Regions from separate parts of the Mus musculus genome. Here regions 1 and 3 are each linked to region 2. A link is a loop called in an ENCODE intact Hi-C map of the cell type or tissue named here. Cell type or tissue: heart. All regions are shown on one strand.

What was found. Peaks named below come from ENCODE experiments on the same cell type or tissue, not always from the same donor. Only the 100,000 strongest peaks of a DNase experiment are listed, where the experiment ranks them.
Region 1: it touches region 2 in a loop (5-fold over the local background); 35 of 42 quality-filtered maps call a loop at or near these places.
Region 3: it touches region 2 in a loop (8-fold over the local background); 5 of 42 quality-filtered maps call a loop at or near these places.

The regions. Positions count from the first base shown.
Region 1 is chr11:102,989,443-102,997,442 of GRCm38, reverse strand. It overlaps Dcakd (dephospho-CoA kinase domain containing), which reads left to right. Exons shown (of 5, transcript NM_026551.3): 4 at 3-90; 5 at 2,271-3,387. The coding sequence ends at 2,562. It overlaps Gm34620 (a long non-coding RNA gene), which reads right to left and starts at 7,496. Exons shown (of 4, transcript XR_389059.4): 1 at 6,769-7,496; 2 at 5,679-5,898; 3 at 4,828-4,964; 4 at 1-1,964. In heart, CTCF peaks have their summits at 325 (motif pointing left), 4,295 (motif pointing right) and 7,154; DNase peaks (open chromatin) are centred at 252, 882, 4,312 and 6,962; H3K4me3 peaks cover 2,044 bases; H3K27ac peaks cover 1,850 bases; H3K27me3 peaks cover 2,955 bases.
Region 2 is chr11:102,897,820-102,905,819 of GRCm38, reverse strand. It overlaps Kif18b (kinesin family member 18B), which reads left to right. Exons shown (of 16, transcript NM_197959.2): 16 at 1-302. It overlaps Gm34560 (a long non-coding RNA gene), which reads right to left. Exons shown (of 3, transcript XR_880232.3): 1 at 7,100-8,000; 2 at 2,452-2,707; 3 at 1,344-1,659. Gm39395 (a long non-coding RNA gene) reads left to right here and starts at 3,719. Exons shown (of 2, transcript XR_880234.3): 1 at 3,719-5,053; 2 at 5,734-5,783. In heart, a CTCF peak has its summit at 4,824 (motif pointing left); a DNase peak (open chromatin) is centred at 4,829; H3K27ac peaks cover 400 bases; H3K27me3 peaks cover 1,342 bases.
Region 3 is chr11:103,148,550-103,156,549 of GRCm38, reverse strand. No RefSeq gene overlaps it. Among named protein-coding and RNA genes, the nearest start is that of Gm51919, 18 kb to the left of the region's middle. In heart, no CTCF peak of the experiment used is centred here; no DNase peak of the experiment used is centred here.

The DNA.
Region 1 (8,000 bases), 92 kb before region 2:
AGGCTACCGATACGTGATTCTGGACATCCCCCTCCTGTTTGAGACCAAGAAGCTGCTCAAGTATATGAAGCACACAGTGGTAGTGTACTGGTGAGTGTGAAGCGGAGCCTGGCGCATGGGGGCCGGGAAGGACCTTAGAGTAAGGTGTACCTGGAAAACATCCCTGTACACCTTTCTCAGGGGGTGGCCAAAGCACTAAGTGGGTTGGGGTAGTGTTGCCCAAGCAAGCCTACAGACACCAGCCTTTGTATCTGGTCCTGACGCACCTGGGGTGGGTGTGAGTAAGAGCGGCCCAGGCTTCTGTGGTGTTTGGGAAGGGTTCTCCCTGCTGGCTGTTGGAGACATTTCAGTTGGGCTGCCTGGGTTTGCTTCTGGCCACCCTGTTACTCACTGGCTCCCTTCTTCCTCCTAGAGCAGGTCACATATTTTCTTCTTCTTTTTTTTTTTTAATTTTTAATTTTTTGGTTTTTCAAGACAGGGTTTCTCTGTGTAGCCCTGGCTGTCCTGGAACTCACTTTGTAGACCAGGCTGGCCTCGAACTCAGAAATCCGCCTGCCTCTGCCTCCCGAGTGCTGGGATTAAAGGCGTGCGCCACCACTGCCCGGGGTGTCACATATTTTCAAACAACTTCTTTAGCGTGAAGTACTCATGGCAGGGGCACTGGTGACTTAGAGAGGTAACATGGAAGTGGAGGCAGTTGGAAACTTTGTTGAAGATCATCCATTGGTAGCACCCAGAACAGAGCTGTGGAGGCAGCTGTCAGAAGCCACCCGAGGAAGGAGCTTCATTCTCAGATTCCCCCAGGACAGGAAGAAAATCAGAATTCAGGTTTGGCAAACAGGAGAATCAAGCTGCCAGAGAAATGAGTCACACAGTCCCTTCGGGTGAGAGTGGATGAGGCTGCAGGGCGTGTCTGCTTTCCAGAGACTTCCCAGATGTCATCCACAAGTGTGGCAGACACATAGGTGGGCCTTGGGTCTGCAGGCATTTTCAGCACAAGGTGGTTCTCAAGGGGTTGGTGTGTGGGAGGCTCCTCGTACACGGAAAGGCTCGCTCGTGCCTGAGGGCTGCCTTACCCTCACCTCAGGTGTCTCAGCTCAGCCTGAATCCCCCGAGCCTGGTACTGGGATGCAGACATCCTATCAGGTCCTCCCCAGGGCTGGGCTTCCCTGTGTAAACTTCAGTCTCCCTGGCTCGTCTTGTTTTTAGTGGCTATGACTATAGAACCCAGAGCTTTGCATATGTTAGCAAGTGCTCTGAAAGCTAAGCTATATCCCTGCCCTGTCTGGGTTCTTTATTCTGTTGTAGAGGATACCAGCTGAGCCCAGGAGGGCCCTGTGAAGTCCTCGGATTTTCTGTGCCTTAATAACAAAGTTAGGGGACTGGAGGGATCGCTTAGCATTTAAGAGCACTTGCTGTTCAGAGGACCCAGCCTCCACATGGTAACTCACTACATCCTTAACTCCAGCCCCGGGGAATCTGACTCCTTTTGGCTTCCAAGCACACACCTGATGCCCTTACATACATGTAGGCAAAAACGCTCAGAAAACAAAGCTCTTAAAAAACTGTATGTAGGGACGGAAGAGGAATGTTAGACTGCTTGCTAGTCACCAGGAGGAGCTATACCTTGTGAGGCCGCCTGGAGTTCTTCCTACAGAGACTGGACCTGTGTGATCTGTGATGCTTCTGAGAAGACAGGGGAGGAGTAAAGGAAAACACAGCCATAACAGAATCAAGTGTCACCGTCACAGCCCGAAGCCCGGGCCTCTCTGTTCTGCACCACACTTTTGGGAGGGTGGGTGTACTTCCAAGCAGCTGACAGCCGTCTCCATTCTCCTTCAGGCTCCCCAGCCATAGACGTGTGGCATTTAAAGCTTGCGTCCTCTGTAGTGAGGTTGGCTTTCATAGAGAAGGCTCCTCTCATGTCTGGCTCTCTTCTGTTTTCTCTGGTTGCAAATAAAGGCCTGGAATGGTAAAAATTGTCCCAAGGAAAACTCAGGCTGATTGGCAGGCAGAAAGGCCTAGATCGTGGAGAACAAGGGCTACAGCCCTCTCTCCTGCTCTTGTCAGAGGTCTACTGGTTGATAGGACGAGGGGCCCTGCTGTATAGGACTTGTCACCGTTCTGTGTGGCTACAAGAGAGGGAGTCTCCTAAGGGAAGGTGCTGCCTTGGCCTCTGTTCCAAATTGGGCCAGACCTAGCTGCCCACTGCTGAATCTTGCCCTGGAGAGGGAGGCTGGGATCCATGGTCACGTTTGCTCTGCCCTCAGTGACCGTGATACACAGCTGGCGCGGCTGATGAAGCGGAACAACCTGAACCGGGAGGATGCAGAGGCGAGGATCAACGCCCAGCTGCCCCTGAAGGACAAGGCCCGCATGGCCAATCACGTTCTGGACAACTCGGGCGAGTGGAGCCTCACCAGACGCCAGGCCATCCTCCTGCACGCCAAGCTGGAACGCTCCATGGAGTATCTGCCGCTGCGGCTTGGGTTCCTGACGGGCCTCGCAGGCATCGCCAGTCTCCTCTACCTGCTCACCCGTTACCTCCTCCCTTCCCCCTAGCTGGGTACACCCAGGCAGCAAGCCTTAGGCTTCCTTCTCCTTGGAGGCCTGAGTTAGGTACCATGTCCACAACACTACAACTCTCTTGACTCTGAGACTGGCCCCTGCGGTGGGGCGGCTTTGGAGTGTAACCAGTCTGGGACTCAGCAAAAGAAGCCCACTACCCCCCGCGCCCCACACACACACACCGACACCCCACCCCACCCGAGCCCTACCATTCCTAACTACCACTGCAGAACAACATCCATGGTGGCAGGAAACCAGCGGTTAGCAGGCTCTGCGGCTCTCCCTATGGTTACGACTGTGTAGCCAAAAGTGTCTTGGGCTTGAACCTTTCCAGAGCATCTGCCGCATCATGGCCACAAGCTGTCTAGTGGACCACAGCAAATCCTTCCAGACTGAAGGCCTCCTTCAAATAGAGCTCTCCTGTGTGCAGTGTGGTTCTCCTCCTGGGCGTGCCGTGGCTGGGTCGAGCAGAGCCCTTTGGAGCAGTCCAGCTTCTGATGGAGCTTTCCTCACAGCTAGCCACCACCCCGTGCTCTCGGCATTCCCCAGGCCCCAAGCTCTCCTACCTCTGTGCCTTCCCCACATGCTCCCTGCCCTGCAGTATCTTACCCCTGGCTGCCCCAGGTCAGGCTCCAGCAGCCCCAGACTGAGTTAGGTGCTATAGAGATCACCTTCCTGTCTCATCCAAATCCACGAGAGAATAACGCGTAACCTGGTTGGGTTCTCCCAGACTGTACGCCTCTAGATGGCAGGGCCGATTCATCTCCACTCTAGTGTACCACAGCCTGCCCCACAGGTGCTCAATAAATGGAATTGCTCTAAAATGTCCACTGAATTCCACTTGGCCTTTGTTCACACTGAGGGGGCCTAAGCATAGGACTCTAGTCAGACCTGTGCACCTCTGGGAAGTCGGTGGAGCCGTGGGGAGATCACATACACTCGCCACAGGTCTGCTTTTTTTCTTCCCCAACCCAATTAGACCGGTGCAGACATCAGCCTTCCCGGCCGGCGTCTACAGACCTGCTGATGTGTAGATCTTGTTCGCAGCAGCCTATTAAGGCCAAAAATGAGTGTGACTAATGTGAAGGCAGCAGTGGCCATTCTTAATGCCCCTTTCACAGAGCTGCCTAAGCCTCGGAGAGCAGCTCATTAGCTCCCCGCACATTTCCAAGCAACAAAAAAGGGCTGGGACGGTCAGTGAAGAGCTGTCACTCACAGAGTGTCACAGTGGCCTGCTCCCTCGGGTGGGTGGGGTCGAGCAGAAACCTGGCAGAGCAGAGTTGTGAACCCCAGCGGTGCCCTGTAACTGAGAGACCCATCCTGGAATCCTGTGGAGTGCGGGACACTGCGTGTACAGCAGACCACCAAGGGATTTGGTTAGGAGAGTGCAGACTCGGAACTGCAGACTTTGAGTCCCCTCTCAGGAGGAGCCAGAGACCCAGGTCTGGGGTCCAGCTCTGTCTCCTTACCTTTGGTTTCTGCATGATAAGTTGAGGACAGTAAAAACCTTTGCAAAACCTTGGAATTCAAGCAGGAACTTCCTCAGCCCCTCTCTAAACTGCATCTAAGATGATGCAGAGCGTGAGAGCAGACTGGTCTGGAAGGTGTGCAGAAGCTAGTGTAGCTGTGTGCTGGCCCTGGCCACACCTCAGCTGCCCTCCTGACCACTGGCTAAGGTGGCTTTGGGGAATGGCTGGCTCACTGGACCTGTGCCTCTCCAGAGCAGGTGTCCTCCCCTGTGGCCAGCAGGTGGCAGCACTCACTCAAGCCTGGATCTGGGCCCAAGCCGGAGCCCTTAACTTTACCCCCCACCCCCACCCCCAGGACAGTAGACTGCCTCAGAGCCTCTCTGATCCTGAGCAACAATTAAAAAGTCTCGCCGGGCCCACGCCTTTAATCCCAGCATTTGGGAGGCAGGGGCAGGTGGATTTCTGAGTTCGAGGCCAGCCTGGTCTACAAAGTGAGTTCCAGGACAGCCAAGGTTATACAGAGAAGCCCTGTCTTGAAAAAACAAAAAAACAAAACAAAACAAAACAAAACAAAACAAAAAGTCTCAGATGGGAGTCTCGGAGCAGAAGTGCGTGCTGGGAATCCCAGCCTTAGAGAAGCTAAAGCAAGATTACGAGGTTAGACACCATTGAGTTGCCCAGCCAGATCTTGCCTCTGTCTGTCTCTTCCTCCTGTCCCTGGGCCACAGTTCCTAGCTTGGGCTTCAACCACCCTAAGAGGAGCAGGAGGATGCTGTGTGCACACACTCACCTGCTTCTTGGCAAGCGTTGAAGGATGCAGGCAGCCCCTAAAGCTGCTTCCCTCTCCTGGTCCAACTTGCCCAAGGTTAATCATGGGTTTGCACTTGACCAAAGCACAGCCTGTATCATCTTCAAATCTTCCCAGTTCTGCAAACGGTGTGGGTGATGTAGGGGCAGAATTTACACGGGTTTCAGAGGTGGGTGGAGGCAGGTGCAACCCAGTGCTGTGAGCACCATTCTGGATTCCCAACGATGATGTACTGACACCTTTATCTGCCCTAACTGACAACTCTTCAGATGACTTCTCTATCCTATGGGACAAGGGGCAGGGCAAGAGAAAGCTTGGGAGTAACTGGACAGGAGGATAGTGTCTTTCCCCAGGGGCCCTTGTTTCACAAAGGCACTCGATCTCCAGGACTGGGCGGCAGAAATGACTGCAGGCGAGGGGGGGTTGCATGGATGGCCAGGAGAGGCCCTTGAAGATGGCCAGAGAGGCCGAGTGAAGGTAATGAGATGTGGTGTCCTGCTCCCCTCAGGGAAGGGAGGATGCGGCTGTTGTCTGAAGCTGCACCCAGCTGGGACCCAGAGCCGCCTCTCCTTGCTCTCCACCCCCTCCCTTCCCCATCACTCAGATTCCAATACAATTTCCAGCTAACCAGCATGTCGATAGAACAAGTCGGGCGGCTGGATTGCCGGCCAATTACAGGGAATCATTTAGCTCCACCACAGCTCAGCCCTCCGGGAAGGGGGGCTGGGGGACGGAGCGAGAGCAGGCTTCCGATGGACGTGCGGGCAGGGAAGGGGCTTCCGGCTGAAGGCAGGGAGCCTGCAGCCGATCCCCACTCTCTCACACACACATACCCCTGAGCAGGAAGCACAGGAAGGGGGTGGGTGGGAAGTCTCTTGAGGACACCAGCTGCGGGTCCTCAGCCGCAGGTCCTTCCTCAGCCTCACGCAGAGCTCTGTCTGGATCCAGCTTTTTTTGCGGGGAGATTGGTGCCCCAAGCCATAGAGAAACACAGAGGCTAAAGGCCCACGGGGATGATTCCTGAGGCGAAGTATTGTGCTTCAGGGCTTTTGCCTGGAGATGAGGAAGATGGAGAGCCACAGATAAGACCCATCTGCTCCAGAGAGAACTGGAGAATAGGACGGGGTGGCACTCGGGACCCTACAAAACTCTGAGGGCCTACAAACCTGCAATTCCACAGACAGCCCCAGCATAGGAGAATAGGGGAGGCTTCGAATATTAGAATACCCTGACTTGGCTAATGGATTAAAAAAAAAATGTAGCCAGCCTTTCAGTCTAAAAGGTGGACCATGGAAGTGTGGGAGGCGGGGGTCCTCCTCACCTCCCCAACCCTCCTGCCAGGGGTCCCACCTCAGGCTCCTGGGAAAGGACACCAAGTGGCCTCCACTCTGTCTGCCAAGATCTGAGCTCACTTGGATGCCCCTCTGCCAACCCCATTCCCTCCCTCCCTCCCTCCCTCCCTCCATCCCTCCCTCCCCTAGTTCCCCCCAGAAATGTCTTCAGCCACCCTTCAGTAGCCCATACCACAGAGCCTCTGCCTCCATCTCCCAGTCCCCGATGAAGAGCTCCCCTTTTCTGTCATGGGGCATTCCCCACAAAGTACTGAGCAGTACTTGAGGGGCAGAAACTAGTCTATGGGCCCCAGTCCTCAGTGAACGGCCATTGTGGCTGTTTATCTGGAACCCCAGAAGTACTGTGACAAGTGATCCATCCCTTTCTCCAAGTTATAGCTACCCCACCCCCACCCCCACCCCCACCCCCACCCCCACCCCCACCCCCAGATGCTTCGCCTTCCAATTCCAAAACCTCTCTTCTGCTCTCCTTCGGTGCGGGCCTGGCGTGGATTTCACTGGTGTGGCCCTGGCTGTCCTGGAACTCACTCTGTACACTAGGCTGGCCTCAAACTCAGAGGGAGCTGCCTACCTCTGCATCCCGAGTGCTGGGATTAAAGGCTTCACCTGCAGCTCTTTGGCCCACTCAGTGGTAGACAGATGGGCAGCCGTGGGCAGGGAATAGGAACCTGGGATTCTGGAAGAAGATGCAGAGAGAACACAATTGAGGTCATCTTCAAAGTTACTCTGCTGAGATGCATCCGGAGAGCAGGGTCAGCGCCCAGGGAGCCCTTCTTCCAAGGCCTCAGTTGTAGTGTGCAAGCTCAGACATCGGGGCGGAGGTGTCTGGGCTGGTTCTGTTTGTGACCATGGTTTGGTGCTTCTGGGCTCTCTGAGGTGCCCCCTCTGGCGCAGCCTCTCCCGGGCCGTGCGCCCAGTGCTCGGCGATCCGAAAGAGGGCGCCGATCCTGCCCTCATAAGGAGGTGCCTACCGCCCGCCGCTAGGCGCTCGGCAGCCCGCAGGCTCGGTGCCATCGATCCGGCCGTGGGGACCCGGGCGCGCTGCCTCCCCACGCTTGCTTATCGCTTTTAATTGAAGTTTGTTTGAGCAGAGCGAGGAGCAGGCAGAAGCAGAAACCAAATATTTAGTTGCTGCAAATTGGCACCTCCAGATCAATTACCCGGCCCGTGTCAGGGCCTGCGCCGCCCCCCGCGCCCTGCGGAATCTCAATGCCGCGCTGCCCCCGCGTGGGCCGCCCGCGCCGCCGGTCTCCATTCCACCGCACGTTTCTCATCAGCTCCAGCCATACATCACCCGTGGCCGCTAGGGAACAGATTTTCAATGTGAAAAGTTCCCCGAGAGAGTCCTTATTGCTGATTCCCACTGCGCCCTGCGCTGTCTGGACCCTGGTGCCACCCCTGAGCTTGTACAATGGGGATATCCTGGGAGGTTGGAATTTCAAAGGACTTTGGGTCACAGCGTCTAGCCTCAATCCTAGCAAGTCCACTTCCGGAATGAATGATCTAGGGGGGCGTATTTTCTCTGAGCCTGGGTTTCTCCATCTGTGATTAGGGGGCTTAACCTTCAGCAGGCACGATCAACATCACTAAAGTGCTGTGTCGTGCTTGGGGACTGTGGGTTCCTGTACTCCTCTGCTGGGCTGTATGTAGCTCAGTGGGTAGAGTGCTTCCCTAGTATACATTAAGTCCTAGGTTCGATCCCCAGCAATGCATAAAACTAGTGGTTCCGGCCTGTTATCGCTACATCCGGCACGCAGGAGAATCAGAAGTTCAAGGTCACCCTCAGTGATAGTAAATTTGAGG
Region 2 (8,000 bases):
ATGAGGACAAGAGGGTTGCTGACAAATGCCGGCTTAGCTCTCCTGGTGCTAAACACAGCATACATTCAGAATGTAAGGAGAGAGGGGACTGTGAGGATAGAGCCTTAGGTCTAAATGCTAGCTGGTTGTGTCGGTAGTTAGGCATCCTTCTCATCTTTGGCTTCTCCACATTCACATGTATTGTATTTATATGTATACACATAGGTGTATGCCTATATATATATATATATATATATATATATTTTGGCTGTAATAATAAACATCTCTGTCTTTGGTGTCTTCTTCCTTCTACACTCTGGAAAGTTAGTGCTGATTTTTCTTTCTTACCTTGAAGACTTGAAGCTGAAGCTGGGTGTGGTGGCACACGCCTGTGAGCTCAGCACGTGTTGAAGCTGAAGCAAGAGGATCAGGAATTAGAAGCCAACTTTTGCTATCTAAGGTGAAAGGAATCATCAGGGAACACCTAGCCTGTAGCCCAGTGGTAGGGTGCTTGCTTAGCATGCTTGCATCCTAAAAATCCAGAAAACAACACCTGCCTGGCCTCCTACAGCCTTTTGGTCTGGGACTGTGCTGGGCTCCTCACTCCAGTAACTGTCCTCTTCCTGGGCCTGGGAGATGGGTAGGCAGGTAAAGGCTCTGGTTTTGCAGGCCTGACAACCTGAGTTCAATCCCAGAGCTCACTCCACAGTTGTCCTCTGATCACACACACACACACACACACACACACACACACAATGGCATAAATGTTGTCTGCACACAAAAGATTTTCCTCATTTCAGGATCCCCGCACCCCGGGTAGATTTAAAAGAAATCTCATTTGGATGCTCATGCTATAACCGTAGGGGTCGCTCATCGTGCTGTCAGGAATGGCCTTTTGGGTAGTACCAAAATTTGAAGTAAGGCTCCCAGTGAATCCTAGCCAGAGGCCATGCAGCCTGCGCCTCCCCTCCCTCCACATTCCTTCCCACTCACTGGCTCGCACAGCAATTCAACATGGTTATCTCTGTTCTCCCCGTGAAGACATGGTTGGCTGAGTGAATTAATAGTGTAAACAAAATTACAGGAGCTTGTGTTGAACTTGCTCCTGAAAACCAACATTTTAAGGGTATTTAGCACATGTGTGAGTAGTGTGTAAATAATGCTGCCAGCCTCAGGAGTTCCTGCTGTTCTGGGGAGCAGTCACCCTCTGCCTGCCTGGGCCCCTCCTGCTCAGTTCTGTCCTGTGTTGGGACAGGGAGGAAAAGCAGGTTGATAAGCATCTCTGCTGCCACTCCCAGCCAGCATCCCAGAGCGCATGCTGCCCCAGCGAGATGGATAAGAGACAAAATGGACCACCTCCAGCACACATTCTGATTTTTACATAACAGGACGGCTTCCTTTTTTGAAGTGAACAGACATCATTTCTCTCTCTCAGGCACAGGGTTCCCGCCTCTCCAATTAGTCTTAATGAGTTTGCTCCCCTGTGTACCACAGCTCCCTCGAAGCCATCACAGATGCACATCTGTATCCCATGGCAGCTTGGCACAGCGCTTTCCCTTCAGGAGGCCTTGCTGAGTGATGGCTAGATTCCGATGGAATAACTTCTCCATTTCCTGGGGTCTTCACATACATTACCCCTTCTGGTCATCGCTACCACCCTTTGGGTGCAGAGGCAGTCGGCTTGGGGCAAGGCAACCAGAAACCAGGGTTAGGAGGGCATATTCTGTACAATAAGTTTCTTGCATGAGGCAGAGTTTGCCCAGGCTGGGGGCAGCCTGACAGTGGGAGAGGTCACTCTTGACAAGGATGTTCAGCAGCTAGCCATTCACTTGGCAAACATTTGTGGCTCCGTGGTACAAAGTGTGCTCTCGGGGGACCCATAAAATTGTACAAAGACTCTGGGCTGATGGGGACTAAGCATACGCATCTCCTGCCCTCAATCACAGGAGGTCAGGCTGAGAGCTTGCCGTGTGGTGTCCTGCATGCCATAGGCAGTTGGGACTGCAGGAGGGTGGCAAGCTGATATCCAGCTTCCGTCTGACTTGCATGAGCGGTGAGACTCTGAGATTGGATTGTTCTTTCATAGAGTCATCCACAAGACATGGTAATCAATGCCTCCCTGTCCACCATAGACCCACCTCTCCCTGCACCATCCCGGCCCTGCTCCTGTGAGTTTAGAAATTCTGTCACTCCACACATCCCCTATAGCCACCCACTTGCTCACACCGGGGCTCAAATCTGGACCTGCCGTGGGAGTATACATTTCTACCCAGTTCATTAAATCAGGCTTCTGACCAAGAGATGAAGATCTCTGTGGTAGAAGAAGGGCTGGCATCTATCCCTGTGCTGAAATAAACAGCAAAATCTACCTTCTGAGTTTCTCCTGCATGTAGCCTTCCGCTTCCCAGATTTCCAACCTGGGGACTCTCCTTGGCAGTTAATTCATGAGTTCTGTCCTGGAGTCCCACTCACCTGTTTCCAGAGTCTTCCTGCAATGCTCTCATGGCTCTGGCCTCTGCTTGAGGGTTCCTGGTACCAGATAGAATCATGTGGTCTGGACTTTCATACTTTTTTTGTATTTGTGTGCTTGCTTGCTTGTTTCCTTGAGACAGGATCTGTCTATGGAGTGCTGTCTGTCTTGGAACTCATTATGTAGACCAAGCTGGCCTGGAACTCAAAGTGATCCTCTGGCCAAAGGCATGTCCTGCCATGCTGGCTTGCCATAGTTCTGTGAAGAGGAATACAGGACAGCTGGGGATAAATGTTGAGGGAGGAAGAGACCAGATTTACCCCGAGGAGTCTGAGAACTGTGTTTTCTGATTATTTGTTTTTATTTCATGTGTGTTGGTGTTTTGACTGTATGTATGTCTATGTGAGTATGTCAGATCCCCTGGAACAGGAATTACAGATAGTTGTGAGCTGACACGAGGGTGCTGGGAATTGAACTTGGGTCCTCTGGTAGAGCAGTAGTTTTCAATTAAGCCTCAAGGCTCTCCTCTGCTAGGCACAGCCCCATCCATTGGTTCATCCTATCTACTTGGAGGGCTGCTAGGCTGGAAATGGTGGTTATCAGCCCTTTTCTCCCATCAGGGCCACATCTGGTCCCTGCCCATCACCCTCCCTGAGGTACCCAAGGCAGGGGGAGGCAATGTGGGGAGAAGGCGCAAAGCAGACTGGGAAAGCAATTAAAAAGTAGATCTCAGGGTAAGAGACCAGGAGGTAAAGGACAAGCTGGAGTGGGTCTGGCTGGGGCTGTGAAAGGCGAGAGAGAAAGGGCCTGAGCTTATTAACCCTGCCACAGCTGCCTGGCCCCAGGACCCGTGGAAGTAAATGAGCTGATGACACCACCAAGGGAAAGAGGCGGCGCCCCAAGGAGGAAGAAGAAAGGATTCTGGAGTCCAGTCTAGGATTATTCTGCAGCTACGGAAGCTGATTTCTAGTCAGCAGAACCTGTCTGGGGCACAGGCTATAGGTGGGAGAGTGAATGGTCCCTGCTCTGAGGCAGGAGGTCCTCTCCAAGTGAAGACAGAGACAGCCCTTATACTTGCATGGGTGAGAAGCTGGAGAGATGGCTCAGTGGTTAAGAGCACCGACTGCTCTTCTGAAGGTCCTGAGTTCAAATCCCAGCAACTACATTGTGGCTCACAACCATCCGTAATGAGATCTGATGCCCTTTTCTGGTGCATCTGAAGGTAGCTACAGTGTACATAGATATAATAATAGATAATTTTTTTTTAAAAAAAAAGAAGAAGCTAGTCCTATTGTGGCATCTTGATCTGGGTGGAATAGACCCTGATCTGAAGGGGATGACAAGATACTAGCATCAGGAAATCCCCACCTGTAGGGGAAGACTCAGCTCATCTTCCCGGGAGGACTCAGGCAGAACTGCACAGGGCACCCAAGCATGAAAGTTATTAACACACCAAAAGTTTCTGGAATCCTATGAAGTTGAGAACCTCAAGTCTAGGGAAGGCAAGCGAGAACAGTTACCCACTGGGAGACTAGGAGGGCAAGAAAGTGGGTTAGAGGGGAGCAACATCTACTTCAGACTCCACACAGTTTGAAGAAAACGTGGAGCTGGGCTGTGGTTGTAGACAGTCCTTTCTAACAGGCACGGCCGTTACCTTAGGTTTGAGCCCCAGCATCGAGTAAAGCAGGCATGGTGGTGCACACAAGGAATCCCAGCACCCAAGAGGTGGAGGCAGGAGGATCACAAGTTCACAGTCATCCTTAACTACATGCATAGCAAGTCTAAGGCCAGCCTGGGGTATATAAGTCTGTCTCACAAACCAACAGTAACAACAAAGAAATAACAAGAACCCACCTAAGTCCCCTGTAGGACCTGAAGCCACCAACAGAGGTCTAGGAGGAAATGGCATTGACTCCCACTCTCTTTACCCAGTGTTGTAGCCACACGCCCATGTGGTCTTCCTTGGAAGGGTCTCACATACTCCCAAGGAGGCAGTAGGACTTGGCAGCCTTCACTCAAGTTCCTGCCCCTCCTGGCCAACCCATCATAGAAACACTGAAATATGGTAAATAGGAGGAGGCGTTATTGGCATGGACGCAGTGGCTTGTCATCGGTGCCTGCTGTGAGTCTCTCTCACTAACAATCCTCACTATGTTCTTGGAGTCCTCATTTCACAGATAGGGAAATGGAGAATCAGAGATAGTGTCATCTAAAACGTCACAGCCTCCAAAGAACCAAAGTGTTGCTTTCTCCTCAAGAGGGCACTGCCACAGCTGAGGGAAAACAAAAAACAAAACAGAATGACCAGCCGAGGGATACCTTGGAAAAACCACTAGGAAGGAAACCCTGTTTCTTCCACCAGCTCAGCACTGCCATCTAGTGGCCCTAGACCTCAATTCCCCTCCTTCAGCCTCAGCCAGTCTTGATTCCCACCACCACGCTGCACTGAAACTGGGCAGGGCGAGTGTACAAGCAGGTACAACAGGTGACAGTCCAATTACATGGCCACTTGTGGGACTGGCGTCTGTGGGAACCATCAGGAACTGTGCCTATGAGCTGAGACCGGAAGTGGGATTGTCCCAGGAGGCGTTGACCCTTTGCCTGGTAGGTGAACGATCATCTTTCAGACTCTAGTACACGAAGAGGGACACAAGGAGGCCATCTTATCCCCACTCTGGCTTGAAGCTGAGCTCAGCTTGGCTGTGGGCTCGGTAGTGAGGTATCCAAGCATCTGTCTCCTTGGTTGACAGCACCCTGCCATGGAGTCTAAAAGTCTGCTGGAGTTTGGCCTGAGGCTTTGGTGTTGGAGAGTTCTGCTTGGGAAAGTTGAAAAATGGGAAGCCAGAGGATGAGGCATGAGCCTGGCTAGGAGGATGGGAACGCCAGCCGTGACGGGGAGGGCAGAAGGCCTGCCTGTTTTCCTACCAAGTCCCTGTCTGGGGCAGATACACATGGGTATGGCGAGCCGTGGGCTAGGGACTTGGTTAGAGGCTTACAATTGTTGGCTGTGCAACAGTAAGCTTAGTTAAATGAAAGCAGAGAGTGGAAAGCAATACAGCTGTTAAAACGATGATAGAGGTAAATGTTTATTGATTTAGAAAGATGTTCACAACATATTGTTGAAAGAAAAGCAAATTACAAAATAATTGGTGCAGTCTGGGCTTGTTTTGAAAAAAATGTATTTATTTGTATAGAAAAATCTGGCCATGTTTATCTCCATGTGGCAAAAGTATGGCTAATTAAATATTTATATTGCTTATATGTGTTTTCTGGTTTCTCTACAGTGAATGGGTAATAAAAATACTAATAATGAAAGTTTGTACATCAACTGCAACCAGAAATGTCTTTCTTTTGTCTCTATGCACAAAGACCCTTTGAAAGAGCATAGCAAAGATCTGAAAGACTAGTGGGGTTAAAACGAGACTTGGGCCTACATCAGGATCCCAGGGAGGGGCTTGTAGGACAGTCGCTGGAGAACTCCTTGGCTGGTAATGAAACAAACTTACATACACAGGAGGTGTGGTGGCTATTCCTGATTGTCAATTTGACTATGTCTGGAATGAACTACAATCCAGAATTGGAGAGCACACCTGTGATCCAGAGCTTAAGGCTGGAAGACACAGTTTCTGACCCGGATCTTGGCATGGAGATCTTGAGGCATAGTGGCCATGAAAAGCTTAGACCCAAGCAAGGTAGTACATGCCTTTAATCCCAGAAGACTCGGCAAGGAGATCTCTGAGTTCAAGGTCAGCCTGGGACGAAGCAAGTCCTAGATCCAGGTGTGCCAGCACATCTGTTGGAACCTACTTCTACAGAAGACCAGCTGAAACAACTAGCCTCGTGGGTGGGACTGAGCAACTACTAGATCCTTGGTCTTCCCATCCACAGCTGCTCATTGTTGGGTTAGTTGGACTACAGACTGTACATCATCACAATAAAGTCCCTTAATCTATAGAGGCGTTCCATAAATTCTGTGACTAGAGAACCCTGACTAACACAGGAGGGATTCTCCAGCGTTGCTGACAAACCTTTCCTACCCTCGTCATATCTTTTTCCTTCAGAACCACTCTGTTTATACCTGGAAAGATGGGCCACTCCTATTCTGTGAGATGTGTCCTGAGTTAAAGGCTAATCTCTAGTAAGGCTCTTCCTTTAAAGTCCCCTACTCTTTACCTTCCCAACTTATAGAAGTATGAAAAGTCACCAGAGGCAGAAGGTGGTCTCACAAATCTTTAATCCCCAAAGGGTAGTTGGCTTTCTGTGAATTCCATACCTGCTTGATCCACATATGAACTACAGGGGGACATGATGAGGTCCAGTCTAAAGGTCACTGGCAACCTCTCTCAAGATCTCCCTCACTATGCCATTATTCAGGATTGGGGAAGATGTGGCTGGAGCCTAAGGGGCTCTTCCCTTCCCTATGGTGGGACTCATTAGGAGAACCTCAGCAAGCAGCCCACTGTAAGCTCAAACAAATACCATGTCGCTGGTATGGAGTATAGGCTGTTGCTATGACAGGAACTCAGGGGTCTTAACTGGCTTGAGCGCTGGGAGGGGGCAAGCAGCCAGGCCTTGTCTGTAAGCTGAAGACCTGGCAGTGCTGAGCTGGTCAGCCCCCAGGACCTCCTTTTGTGCCCACGAGTGACTCACCTTGGCATAGACATAATGGTCAGGGGTGGGCACGCAGCCTGCTTCCCGCTGTGCTCCAGGCCTCCTTCGATGCTTTCCGAGAAGTCTATTGAGCTGGGAGCTTGTACTGCACCCGGGGCTGACATCCTGGCATCCTGGGATAAAAGCAGCCCACGGGGCTGCCCTTGCCATATGCCTCACTGGCGGCAGAGAACAAGGCTCTATTCAGCGAGTACCCTGGAGTAGACACCAGAAGCCCAAGCATGGGCAGAGGAAGGCAGGGGTTGGGGGGAGCAGAGCTGTCTGTGTTCCAGAAGCCCAAGGACACAGATGGCTAAGGCGCCTGGGAGAGGGACCTGAGTGGAAGAGATAGATGGGCCTGAAGTCTCAAGCAGCAACAGCCTCCTCCCCGCCATTGGTGAGGGTGGGGTTTGGTTTCCCGGACCTACATATCCCTCAGAGGCCTGGTGTGTAGGAATTTAAAGGGGGTAAATCTCCTGAGAGAATGAGGGGTACCCAGGAAGACGGGGTGTTACAGAAAGAAAGACTCCAGCATGCACAGCCAACTCATTCAAAACTACTCTGTCAGGGGCTGCCAGGGGCCAGGCTCGGGGTGGGGGGTGGGGGGCAACGAGAAGCTGGATCAGGGAGAAATGGCCCACTAGGCTGGATAAGAGGCCACAGAGGGGCTCAGGAATGAAGCCTGCTGTCTTACCCTATTAGGATCTGCGTGCATACCTTCTGCCGTGCACTCTAAACACACAGCCAGAGGCTCAAGTTGACCCTGGAGTCACAGAGAGGGCTCCAACCTTAGCCCTCCACTCCTGAACTCCAGGAATGAGAAGATAGAGTTGGAGAGATTCAGGGGAGAGGACTCTGTTGAGAATGGGGGTCACAGGAAACTGTAATATAGGTTGATCCC
Region 3 (8,000 bases), 250 kb before region 2:
GATCCTGTTTCTGCCTCCATTTCTGCTTCCTGCCCACTGTGAGGTAAACAGCGCCCGCCTACCCCCACCACTCACCACCACCACAACGTCCTGCTTCCCACAGACCCAGAGTCAACAGAGCTAAGAATGATGGACTGAGGTCTCTCTGAAACTGTGAGCCAAAATAAGTCATTTCTGCCCTTGAAGTTGTTTTTCTTGTGTATTTATCACAGTGCCAAAATAATAAACACAGGAGGAAGCAATGACAACTAGAAGGAAACTAACAATGTCTGGAGCTGGAGATGTAACAAGGGATTAGAGTGCTTGCCTAGCACGCAGAAAGCCCTGGGTTTGAGCCCCACCATTGCATATACTGGGCATGGTGGCACGTATACCATACTACGGTGGATCACATGTCTGTACTGCCAGCATGTGGAACAAGGAAGAAGGAAAATCAAAAATGTAAAGTCTTTCTTAGCTACATAGCAAGTTCAAGACCAACCTGAGATACAAGAGATTCTGTCTAATTAATTGATTAATTAATTAAATGTTGACTGGCATGGTAGTCCAGGCCTTTAGTCCTAGCACTCAAGAAGCAGAGGTAAGAGGGTCTCTAAGTTACAGGCCAGCCAAAGATAATAACCACTACCATAGTGAGGCTCTCGAAAGCGGGGGGAGGGGCCTGGAGAGATGATTCAGCCCTTAACTGCTCTTCCAGAACCGCACTGGGCTTCCAGCACCCATGCCAGGCAGTCCACAGCTCCCTTTAACTCCAAGGAATCTAACACCCTCTGGCCTCTGAGGGTTCCGGCACAAACATGGTATACATAGACTCATGAAAACACTACGAATAAATAATTTTTTAGAAAGAAAAGAAAAACAGAGAGCATTACTTTTGGATAGGCTGAGAAGCAGAATTCTCCTACTCAGCTAGTGAGGATGGGGGCTCTGGGGCAGTTTCTCTTAGAGTTGAAAATATGTCTGCAGAGACAGGATAACCCAAAATTCAACTGCTAGATATAAGGTAGCCATGAGAACCAGGAGAAGAGGAATATTCACAGCTGTACATCTTAACAAGCCCAGCCAGCAAGAACCGGCATATCCAGCCCCAGCCTTAAATTGTTTGTTTGGTTTTGAGACAGTGTCTCTCTGTAGCCTTACTGGTCTGGAACTCACTATGTAAACCAGGCAGGCTAAGAACTCAAGAAATGTACCTGCCTCTGCCTCCCAAGCATTAGGGTTAAAGATGTTCCCTACCTACCACTCCAGGACCACATTATTATTTTTTAACATACTTAATGTATTCATTGTATGTGTGTATGTGTGTGTGTATATGTATGTGTGTATGTGTGTGTGTGTATGTATGTGTGTATGTATGTGTGTATATGTGTGTGTGTTTGTATGTGTGTGTATGGGTGTGTGTGTGTGTGCGTGTGTGTGCATGGGTGTGTGTGTGTGTGCGTGTGTGTGCACGTGCATAGCAGCCCATGTGTGGAGGTCAGAGGACAACTTGTGGGATTTGGTTCTCTCCTTTGACCATGAGGGTCTAGGGTTCAAACTCGGGTCACAGGACTTGGCAGCCTTTACCCACTGGGCCATTTATCATGTTCAAGCAATTGTGCTTTAGCACAGTCATACAATAGAGTATGTAGTATATAGTATATAGTATATAGAATATAGAACTGAGTAGACCATCGCTATTCATAACAAGGAAAAAATGTTACAAACAACAGGGAAGGAAAGGAAGCCGTAAGAGATGGGAATACCTTGTTTACTTTCATAGAAAGTTCCAAAACAGCCAACTAATCTAAGGCAGGGATCTGAATGCAGGGTCTTTGGGACCCAGGAATGCAGGGCATGCTTGGAATGGTCTGGGTGCTGACGCTATTTCTTCCTTAGGTATGGTGACACAGTGTTTAGAGTCATCAAGTTCTACAGGTGACTTACGAGTTATTTATACTGAAGTTTATTTCTTTCTCTTGTGCCTGGAAAGCACGAGGCTCCGAACCCAATCCCCAATACTCACATTAAAAAAAAAGCCTGGTGTGCCAGGTGTTGGTGGTGAACTCCTTCAATCCCAGCACTTGGGAGGCAGAGGCAAGTGGATCTCTGAGTTTGAGGCCAGCCTGGTCTATAGAGTGAGCTCCAGGACAGCCAGGGTTACACAAAGAAACCCTGTCTGGAAAAACAACAACAACAGGCCGGGCGTGGTGGCGCATGCCTTTAATCCCAGCACTTGGGAGGCAGAGGCAGGCATATTTCTGAGTTTGAGGCCAGCCTGGTCTACAAAGTGAGTTCCAGGACAGCCAGGGATATACAGAGAAACCCTGTCTTGAAAAACAACAACAAAAACAAAACAAAACAAACAAACAACAGCAACAACAACAGAAACAAAACAAACAAACAAAAAACCCACACAGACAACATCAACAACAACAAAAGTCTTGTACAGTGGCCTGTCCCTATAATTTCAGAACTCAAGAGGTAGAGACAGGAAGATGCCTAAGACTTCTTGGCCATCTGAATAAGTGAGCTCCAGGTTTCATGAGAGACACTGTCTCTCAGCTGAAGAGATGGAGGGTACCTGGTACATAAGCATGAGGACATGAGTTCAAATCCACAGACACCACAGAAGAAGCTGGTGTGGTCACATGCACTGGGAACCCTAGGCTGGGGGGAGGCAGAGTCAGGAGGATCAGTGACTCTTGAGAGACTCTGTCTCTGAGGAATTCTGCAGAGAGATGGAGCAGGACACTCAATGCCCTCCTCTGGTTCCCATGTGTGCACACAACACTCACATACAAATGCACACAGACACACACAGGCACACACTCAAAATTAAAATAAAATACAACTTAAAAATAAATAAAGCTGGCCATAGTAGCATACACTTTTAATCCCAGCACTTGGGAGGCAGAGGCAGGCAGATTTCTGAGTTCGAGGCCAGCCTGGTCTACAAAGTGAGTTCCAGGACAGCCTGGGCTATACACAGAAACAACTCCCCCCTCAAATATACATATATACACACACATATTATCTGGATAGATGGATGGATAGATAGACAGAAAGACAGACAGACAGACAGACAATGTCAAAAAATGGCAGAACACAGATTGCTCTTCCAGAGGACCTGGGTTGAAACCCACGTGGCACCCATAAGGTGATTCCCGAATGTCTGCAACCCTTACAATTCCTGTTAAAGGGGATCTGATGCCCTCTTTGTCTTTCTCAGGCACCAGGCACACACATGATGTACAGACATATAAGTAGGCAAATTACCCATACATACACACACACACACATATATACATATAAAATTAAAATACTTTTAAAATCAAAATTTAAAAAGTAACAAGGTAGAGAGTAGCTGAGAAATATAGATAATATTACCCTCTGACCACCATGTACACCACACCCCCATACCAGCATACCCCCACACACAGAGGTTATAGGGTAATTAAAGCCCTAGCTTTAACCCCAGTGTGAAACAAGTTTGCTCACATAGCAGACAGAGCCAGGTCTGGTGGCATTTGTCTGTAATCCCAGCTCTAGGGCAATAGAGACAAGAGAATCACAAGTTCAAGACTATGCCAGCCACAATTAAGAGAGCAGACTAGAGCCAGGCGGTGGTGGCACACGCCTTTAATCCCAGCACTTGGGAGGCAGAGGCAGGAGGATTTCTGAGTTCGAGGCCAGCCTGGTCTACAGAGTGAGTTCCAGGACAGCCAGGGCTACACAGAGAAACCCTGTCTCGAAAAACCAAAAAAATAAAAAGAGGGAAAAAGAAAAAGAGGTGAATGGTCTTGAATGATACCTAAGATTGACCATTTAGTCTCTAATACATAATACACACACACACATACACAGGCACACACACACACACACACACATTTAAAAATGAAGTAAGCCAACTATTCGAAAATTTCAGTACCTTCTTTCCTGTTACAATAAAACCCACTCTGCATTTAGAATTTTGTGTGCACATGGCGTGTGTGTGTGTGTGTGTGTGTGTGTGTGTGTGTGTGTGTTTGTGGGAGCCTGAGATTGACATCAGTGTCTCTTCACTTACATTGCCTCTTCTATATTGAGGCAGGGTCCCTCCCTGAACTTGGAGCTGACTGTTCCAGCCAGCCTTGCTAGCCAGCTCCCTGTTCCCTCTGCCTTCTATATGCTAGGATTACAGGTAGACCTCCATACCCTCTAAGCTTTTTATGTGGATTCTGGAAATCCTGAGCTGCGACCTTCATACATATATGGGAAATGCTTGACCCACTGAGCCATCTCCCAAGACACACACACATATGGCCCTTTTTGTTCTAACAAACCTTGAGTTTGAGATCCTTCTGCTTCAGCCTTCAAGTAGCTGGGATTACACGCCTATAGCACCACATCTGGCTAAATTCCTTTAATTACAAAATAGACTAATCACACAAATATCAAGTATTCAGAAAAGCAAAATGAACATAGTGGTAGGAACCATTTAGAACAAGAAATAAGGGCTGGAGAGATGGTTCAGCGGGTAAGAGAACTGACTGCTCTTCCAGAGGTCCTGAGTTCAATTCCCAACAACCACATGGTGGCTCACAACCATCTGTAATGGGATCCAATGCCCTATTCTGGTGTGTCTGAATTCATATAAATAAAAACTAAATAAAATTAGAAGAAGGAGGAGGAGGAGGAGGAGGAAATTAAGTTAATAAAGCTAGAGCTTGTGTCTATTGTGCCAGCACCAACACAGTGGGGTCGTGTTCAGGGAAAGCCTGGGCCCACACAATGGGATCCTGTCTCAAAACACCATAACACGCACCTTTAATACTAACACTGGAGAGGCAGAGGGCATTCCTGTGAATTCGAGAGGCCAGCCTGGTCTATACTGGGAGTTCCAAGCCAGCTTGGGCTATACAGTGAGACACTGTTTAAAACAACCAAAACAACAATAACAAACTCAGAAATCTGCCTGCCTCTGCCTCCCAAGTGCTGGTATTAAAGGCATGCGCCACCATGCCTGGCTATAAATAGACTTATTTTAATTATTAGACCGACAAATGGGCAAAGGAGGAACTGTTTCACTGATCTCAGCCTAGCTGGTAGGGAAGCTGCTGGTGATCAGAGGACGAGATGCAGAAACTCTGCTTGGGTGCTCTGGAAGTTCATTGTGACAATGTCCGTCCGAGTTCAGTACAGTTACACTTCTTCCTTCCTCGGGTTACCCAATGCAGAACCCACCTTCATGCCTGCCAGCGAGGGTGACATCTTCTCCTCGGACGGTTGTGCTGTGGTAGGCTTTCCATGGCTTCCTCCGGCTGAGGCCATGTTCACAGCCCTCCACCTACTCACCCCGATTGAGGTTCGGCCAAGTCATCAGGCGCCGCAGAAGGAAGACCTGTTTCTCTTCTTCATAACCACCTTCAAAGCCTATGAAACATTTGGCATGCCTAGCCTGCGGCTCCCTCTCCGCCTGCGGCTCCCTCTCCGCCTGCGGCTCAGGCAGCGCTGGTGTGCTTTCCTCTAAGCCCCCATCAGAGCTGGGTATGCTCAGTGGGTTTTGAGTGATGCTTCTCTCAGAGGCTGCATTGCTCCCGTGGGGCCCGGTAGCAGACAAAATGTGCTTATAAGTAGTGGTGTGTCTACCTACGAAGACGGCGTGCTGAAGCTGGCTCGCTGGGTCTCTTGCAGCATATAAACCTGCGATACATCCCTTTTCATCAGCTTGTGCCTCAGAGAACCTCTGTTTCTGTCCCATGAAGAGACCAAAGAATCCTGTTACAACCTGGCTTGGTGACGTGTACCCATAAACACAGCACTCAGGAGGCTGAAGAGGGGCCGGGCGTGGTGGTGCACGCCTTTAATCCCAGCACTTGGGAGACAGAGGCAGGCGGATTTCTGAGTTTGAGGCCAGCCTGGTCTACAGAGTGAGTTCCAGGACAGCCAGGGCTACACTGAGAAACCCTGTCTCAAAAAAACCAAAAAAAAAAAAAATAAATAAAATAAAATAAAATAAAAAGCCATTTTTCTTTTTCTCTTTTAAAAAATTATTTAACGCCTATGTCATCAGTTTGGCTCATTCCCTGACTAGCTCGTAACTAATTTAGCCCATTCAAACTCCCTTGAAACCCCACTCCCACTGATGATAGGTTACAAGAGCCCTGCATTCTGAGCCCCACGGGTCTGACTAACCCTCACTGGGTCCCACCTCCCAACACTGCCACACTGTGGACTGAGTGTCCAGGCCATAGCTGGGCCTAGCTGCTGTCTCAGAAGGATGGATGAGGAGGATCAAGGGTTCCAGACCAGGGCTCCAGAGATGGCTCAGTGGGTACAAGTGTATACCACTCCTATACAGGGCCTGAAGGCCTAGCACCACTCAAAGCCCTGGGGTACAATCTGAGCACCCAACCAGAGGCAGACGGGACCTTCTGCTGAAGCCACAAACAGGCAGGCCTGACTTGCTGTCGAAAAGCAGAGGGACAAGAAAGGTGTGTTGTCACTATACTGAGTTGTCCAGTGAGGGATACTGACCCACTGCTTGGCCTGCTGGGATCTCTCTTACTAACCATTTGGCCTTGGGTACTCATGTTTCAACTTCTTCCTCTTCTTTTAGTTGTGTGGCCAAGGCCGGCCTTGAACTCACCACATAGCCAATTACTAAAGGCGAGCTTGATTTCTTTACCCTCCTGTGTCTGCCTCTAAAGTGCTGAGATTACAGGCAGAGCCACTATGGTGGCTTCAACCTTTTCCCTTACAGATCATCCATAGAGATCAAATGGTAAGAAGGGCACACAACCTGTACTGACTGCCTTCTAGCAAGGGCTGAATATTGTCACTTGTTGCTTGTATACCAAGTTATTCTTCATGGGTCTCTATGCAAGCTCATCCAGTTCTCTGAAACCCAGTCTCCCCATCTGTGAAGTGGGGACCCACCCCCTTAAGCAGGCCCAAAGATGCACAGGTGAAAGAAAACATGGAGAACTCTCTGGAATGCTTCATAAATGAAGGGTGGTAGTAAAAGGTGGTTACAAGTGTGGCTGGAGAGATGCCTTAGTGGTTAAGAGCACTGGCTGCTCTTTCAGAGAACCTGGGTTTGATTCCCAGCACCTAGAGGGTGGCTCATCACCATCTATAACTCTGGTTCCAGGAGATCTGATTCCCTCTTTTGGCCTCCACAAGCACCATAAATGACATACACACAGGTAAAATACCCACACACACAAAATAAGAATGTAAATGATAAAAAAAAAAGGCTACAAGTTTAAAAAGACTTTTAAAGTCGCTAGAAACATAACTTTGTAAAGCACTCGCTGTAAATGCATGAGGCCTTGAGTCCAGGTCCCCAGCACTCATTCTAAAAGCCTAACAGTAGCTAGAACCTGTAATCCTAGGACTGCCTGGCACAGAGACATGAAGATCTCTGAAACTCTCAGGCCAGCCAACTTAGAGTGGTCCAAGGTCACAGTGTAAGACCCTATCTCAAAAAAAAAAAAAAAAAAAAAAAAAAAAAAGGTGTTCTAGTTTGTTGTTGGGTTTTTTTTTCGAGTTTATTTTTATTTTTTGTTGTTAGTTTTTTTGTTTGTTTGCTGTGATAGACCATGACCAAAAGCAACTTGGGGAGGAAGAAGTTTATTCAGTCACTGAGGGACGTTATGAGGCTGGCACTTAAGCAGGCACAGAGGCAGAGGTAGGAACCCTGGAGGAATGCTGCTTACCAGCTTGCTCCTCGTGGCTTATTCAGCTTGGCTCCTCCTCCTCCTCCTCCTTCCCCTCCTCTTCTTCCTCCTTCTCATTTTTTGAAGATGGGGGTCTCTCTAAGTAGTTCTGAATGTCCTGGAACTTGCTCTGTAGACCAGGCTGGCCTTGAACTTAGAGGAACTTAGAGATCCCCCTGTCATTGCCTCCCGAGTTCTAAGATTAAAGATGTGCAACCAACTAAGGTGGGCAAGGTCCTCCCATATCAACCATCAATCAATCAAAAAAAAAAGTTCTACATACACACCTACATACATACATACATACATACATACATA